2 separate regions of the Mus musculus genome follow, and region 1 is linked to region 2. The links are chromatin contacts, found by Hi-C or POLR2A ChIA-PET in ENCODE. All regions are on one chromosome and are shown on one strand. Each heading gives the region's core, a stretch centred on a gene start or an enhancer-like site at or near the end of the contact. The rest is flanking DNA. Distances are from core to core; before and after follow the strand shown.

Region 1 (2,700 bases), core at 133-2,632, 230 kb after region 2:
AATACCAATACACATCAAATAAATATTTTTAAAACAATTATAAAAAACATCTGATATTGATCACTGGCCTCCACGCGTTAAATATACATGCACCCAAACACACACATTAATATATAATTATAATTCAATGTTTGTCTAAGAGAAGATAGTGGGGAAATATGATAAAGGGACATTATAGAGATATATAAATGAACTTGTGAAAGAACACGTTTTAAAAGTACATCAGTTGGCAAGAATAGCAACTAAATCTACAATAATAAGTATCAACTGCAAGAAGCCTCCATGGGTATTTCAAATGCACAGTTCCAGAATGGTTTTTGTCATAAAGATCCTGAGACCTAGTTAAGAATGGTTCAGCCCAAAACATCTGCGGGCGAATATTTGACCTTCAGAATGCAGAGTGACAGATATTTTTCCCCTTCTTTTAAATCTGAAGTCTCTAAAACCGACAAAGTGTCATGCAACGGGTCCTATACTGGTGGCAGAAATCTTGCGTGGGGTTTTCACTGCATAGGCTTTTCCATGGCATCACCTGTTATCCAAACTGCACGTCCCCGGCTCCTCGGCAAGCCTCTCCTACCGTTTCCTTAGCAAGCCAAGAACCAGAAACGCAAAATGCATTGTCAGTTACTTGGGCAACAAGGCAAAGCAGGTGATGAGACCCAAGAACCCCGTTTAGTAAATGACTCCGGAGTCGCATGTCCCCCTCCCGTTTATCCCCCATCTCACTTTTCTTGGTTAAACCTTTAAGGTTTGTCTACAGAAGGGCAAACACTGAAGGGAGGGGCTGCCAGGTTCGGGGTCTGCTCCCCACTGCTCGCCCTGTCCTGGCCTCTACGCAAAGCGCTCAGCCCTGGCCCGGCGTCCACCGGGAGCTCCCGGGACGCCGGCCGGAAGCCGGGCCGCGAGGGTCCGGGCGGTGGCGCGCGCAGGCCGGCGACTCCGGGGCCTGTCACTTCTGCCCTCGGCCGTCACCTTCTTCGACCCCGCGCCATAGGCCCGCGTGCCCGCCACTCACCGCGCCGCGCCCGCCCCCGACCGCCGAAGGACAAAGCTGAGGGCGCGGGGCGAGGCGAGGCCGCTGTCCTCAGGCCGGGCCGCCTCAGCCCGCCGCGGCCCATTGTGCGCACTCATCGCACGCCGCCCGCGGGGTCCTCGAGCCGGACATCCCTCTGGCCCGCCACCCGCCACGGCCCCGCTCCCGGCCGCCGCCTACCTGCCAAGGCTACCGGGTGGGCGCCTCTCCTTGCGCTCCGAGGGCTGCAGGCGGCTGCCGAGCGCCGGGCGGCCCTGGCCTGCGCCTTACGTAAAGCGGCGGCGGCCCCAGCGCCAGGCGGCGGAGGGCGGGAGGCGGCGCGCGGCAGCCGCTCCGCTGCGTTACCTGGCAACAGCCTCAGCGCCCGGCCAGCCAACGCCGCGTTCCATATCCTTCCGCCCAGGCGCCGGGATTACATCAGCGCGCCGGGGCTCCGCCCTCGTGCTGTGTGGGTGGGGGAGCAGCAGGCGCGCAGGACTGGATTCTGGGGTCCTGAAGATCCTGACACCACGAGGCCGACCTGAGGATCCGAGGCTTTGAAGCTTTACCAGGCCCTGAGAGAGGGCTCCTGGGTCGGTGACCTCCCGCTGGGTCACTGAGACCCGGCTTTGCAGAGCCCTTCCAACACAAACCCCCGCGTTACACCTGTCCGCGCCCCCTCTTCGCCATGTCCTGGAATGGCTGGAGTGGGCGGCTTAACATAAAGACTTCAATTAAAAACAAAAAGTGACATGGCTTTTTTATGTTATTATTAAGTAGGCAAAAAATAAAAGACCTTCTGGAAGATTCGGAAGTGGGAGCCAAAAATGTGCACTAACCTTTTAATCAAAAGCCTCTTCCCACCTACTCACCTTCCCTAAATGTGACTCCTAGGCTCTTCCAGAAAAGCAGATGTAGATGTCAGAAGTACCAGGAAGAAAAGCCAGAGATGTGCCTTCTATACAAAGGCAAGAACAGGTCCCGTAGGGGAGTGACCTGCATGTAGTTCATCAAACTCATTGAGCACCGCCAGGCACCAGGCCCTGTTCTTGGGTTCAGAGTCTGAGACCCGGAGTTCCCAAGCTCAGCTCAGGCTTCTGGGAGGAGCAGAGAACTGGAAGTACTTTTCTGCTGAGGTAGGCTGGACTCTTGTATGCAAGCCAAGGTCAGGAACCTAAAAGAACTGTCCTTTCATAGAATCCATACTGTTCCAACAAACATCTTTTCACTCTCCCGGAGAAACCCAAAGTAAAGCCTTCCTGGAGAGACCCGGAACAGGCTGGGGAGTGGGTGACGCCTCGGGATGGAGGCAGAATTTGAGCACAGGCCTTTGGCTCTATTGTCGGGGATCTTTTCCTTCACCCAAGTCTTACCCTTCCTTAGTTTGCTCCCCCTTTTGTTGCCTCGGGGTTCATTTGAGGTGAGTCACAAGCCACAGTTTTATTTACTACACATCTTTTGGTTACCTGTTCCAGGGCGGGCAGCCAGGCAAACTCATATAACATGCGAGAGAGTGGAAAATCCAGGGTCATCTGAGAGTGAAGGTGGGCATAAATGGTGTCAGGATCTTCAGGACCTCAGAAGCCAGGCTTGCACAGACCAGGGAAACATTTCCCTAAATATGGAGAATTTGCACACATTTTTTGGTACATACATCCATAATAACATTAGTGTCTCCTAGTCTG
Region 2 (2,700 bases), core at 177-2,676:
CAGCCAATATGACAATGTACCATAAATATTCCCATCCAGAGCTCTGCCCATTGGCCCATATTGTTCCCTAACAAAAGGGCCAGCGCACTGAATAACCATCTGATACCCGTCCCACTCCAGTCCCCTGCCCTTTTCACGGTTGGTTTGTTCCATCACAACCAAGTGCCATAGACTCAATCCAATTATGTCTCTTGATTTCATTGGTGCTCTAAGTATCCCTTCTCCTCTTACTCGACCCCAGCCCTAATGAATTAACAAATCAGGTCACTTGTCCTACAAAACACCAGTGAACCAGGATTCCTGGAAAGAAACTGTCTGCAAAGGCCAATTGACGGATTAAAGCCTCAATGACTGGAGATGCTGAACCTTGCAGGTGCAGAGCCTAGTTACAATTTATCTTGGGCTATCTTTAGTTCATTAAATAGATTCCCTGCCCCACTCAGTGTCAGACCTAACAGCAGGAAAAGACGATTAAAATCTTGGTAACACAGTAACAAAACTCTAATCTCCACCAAAGGGCTAAGCTTGCTATCAAATAGCATCTGCGGACTACAGCTGAGATTCCCGTTTGCTATAATCACCTACTTAATGTTTTCACTAATATATTTTATGTCTTGAGTTGTGGCTTTCTTTGTTCTGCTACTATGCAAACGTCCTGAAACTGTTTTCACGTTGGAACACAGGTGTCCTAAAACTGTTTCTGGGCCAGTCACTCATAAATGACTCCAGAATAAACTTATTTCCTATGAGGTGAGAGCTGTGCTTTTTGTGTGGACATGCTCTGCCCCACGCCCACGGCGGGCAAAAGGCAGCATGTGCTGGGGAAATGATTTTTAAAAGAGCGAAATTAAATAATAGAATTTTGGTCCCTTTTTTGTTTGTTTGTTTGGTTGGTTTGGTTTGGTTTGTTTTACGAGACAAAATTTCTCTGTGTAGCTCTGGCTGACCTGGAACTCACTCTGTAGACCAGGCTGGCCTAGAACTCAAGAGATCCGCCGAGAGCACACACAAGCCGTAGTCCACGGACGAAGCGTTCTGTCTCGAGATTTGCGGGAGCCGGGGGGAGGAAGGAAGAAGCTGCACATACCTAGACAGGACAGAAAACGTCCTCCGACAACTCTCAGCTCTGCGACCTCCCCCATAGCAGTGACCAAACATCAGCACCCATATTTTCGAAGCTCTCCTGCACACACTGCTGTTAGTTTTTTTTTTTCTTATGTTGCGTTCTGAGAAAATTGGAGGTGGCCGAAAGTACAAAATCAAGTAACGCTCATCGGGCCGTCCACAGCCAGCCTGTTGACACAACGCGCTTGCGGCATAGTAGAGATGGGGTCCGTCCCTTCCCGGGACACCCACGTTCCGCCCGCAGAAGGTAGCAGGAGCCTAAAGCGAGCACCAGTCACTTGGCACGAGTTCCCGGGTCCCCGCCTAGCGCTCGCCGCCTTCTGCCCGCCCTGACGCTCTTCCTCTTCATTGGCTGTCCCCTGGCGCGACCACGCCCACAGAAGCTCCATTTTCCTCCACTCCTCCCACCTCACCTTTCACCTCCTCACCTTCCGGGGCTCCCAGAAGCCTCAGTCTCCGCCCACCGGAGAAGGAGGAAACAGAATTCCGTCATGACTCGTAATTATTGGTGGAAATGGTCTGTCCATCAGAACAACAGCGGTCACGGATTAGCTAAAAAGCAGCAGTAGGTGGGAAAACCGGTGTAAGGGGCGTCCGCGCATGCTCAGTGTGGGCGCAGTGACGCGACCTCGGGGGCAGTCATGGCGGCTCGGTGTGTGAGGCTGGCGCGCCGCAGCCTCCCGGCTTTGGCACTGTCGTTCAGGTAAGAGAGCTTCACTCCTCTGCGTCGGCCTCACTCACGGCCGAGAGCTCTGGTGGGGGGTTTAGCGGCAGGACTGGTCCCCGCAGGCGGTGCCCGTGCACCCTGAAGTCACATCCTCACCATCGAGTCCCTGTGCCTGTTCTCAACGCGCGGCTGTCCTGGTGTTTACTGTGCGGCACTGCGCGAACTGGGCTCAAGAGACGAGAAGTGGGGACGCTGGGGCGTAAATGCGGGGATCTGGGTGATGCGTCAGGTGGAAGGCTCCGCCATTTGTTTGTCTGGTGACACACGGCACTCTCTCGGGCATAGGGGCACCACCCCTCCTGGAATTGCAAAAGTCAAGCTTAGAAGCGGGAGACTTGCCCAAGGTCAGGCAGCCAGGCAGAAGCCCGCCCGACCAGGGGCTGGGGTTGCTAATCCCTAATCCAGTCCAGGATGTGTACTGCCTGGTTTGTGGGCTTTTTCCACTCACATTCCTTCCCCCACTTTTGCCCTCCGCGGAATGTGAGGTCCAAGGAGCAAGAAAGCCAGTGTGTGTGCAGTTTATTTAGACAATGCCCATTTTTGCCATCTTTACTTTTACCCGTGGCTTCAGGTTTTTGAGTCGCATCTCCAAAGTTAGGCTCAGTATCTTTAGCTTGTTCCCTGCTAGGACCAAGTTTTTGGTTGATTAAAAAAAGAGAGACTTTGCCTGAGTCTTATGGAAACGGAGTGAACGGGAGCTGGCCTTTTCAGCGGGTGAGAGTGAGCAGGCGGATGATCTCGTACTTGTGACTAAAAGATGAAAACAGGTCTATGTTGTGCAAAGCAGGGAGGAGTCTGAAGTATTCCGGGGGAAGCACTTCCTATTTGTGGTGCTCTGTTTAGAGTTG

Evidence for each region. A loop is a pair of places that touch in the nucleus more often than their neighbours do. ChIA-PET counts read pairs that join two places held with the same protein, here RNA polymerase II (POLR2A).
Region 1: a loop to region 2 is called in a map of heart, with 2.9 times the contacts of the local background. The contact joins the promoter of D5Ertd579e here to the promoter of 2210406O10Rik in region 2. A Hi-C loop is called at or near these places in 1 of 37 maps with a recorded cell type or tissue (heart). POLR2A ChIA-PET finds 5 or more read pairs at or near these places in 2 of 5 experiments (Patski and embryonic stem cell).

The regions. Positions count from the first base shown.
Region 1 is chr5:36,694,639-36,697,338 of GRCm38, forward strand. It overlaps D5Ertd579e (DNA segment, Chr 5, ERATO Doi 579, expressed), which reads right to left and starts at 1,383. Exons shown (of 9, transcript NM_001081232.3): 1 at 1,217-1,383.
Region 2 is chr5:36,463,428-36,466,127 of GRCm38, forward strand. 2210406O10Rik (RIKEN cDNA 2210406O10 gene) reads right to left here and starts at 1,427. Exons shown (of 3, transcript NR_126488.1): 1 at 1,088-1,427. Grpel1 (GrpE-like 1, mitochondrial) reads left to right here and starts at 1,758. Exons shown (of 4, transcript NM_024478.2): 1 at 1,758-1,828. The coding sequence starts at 1,767.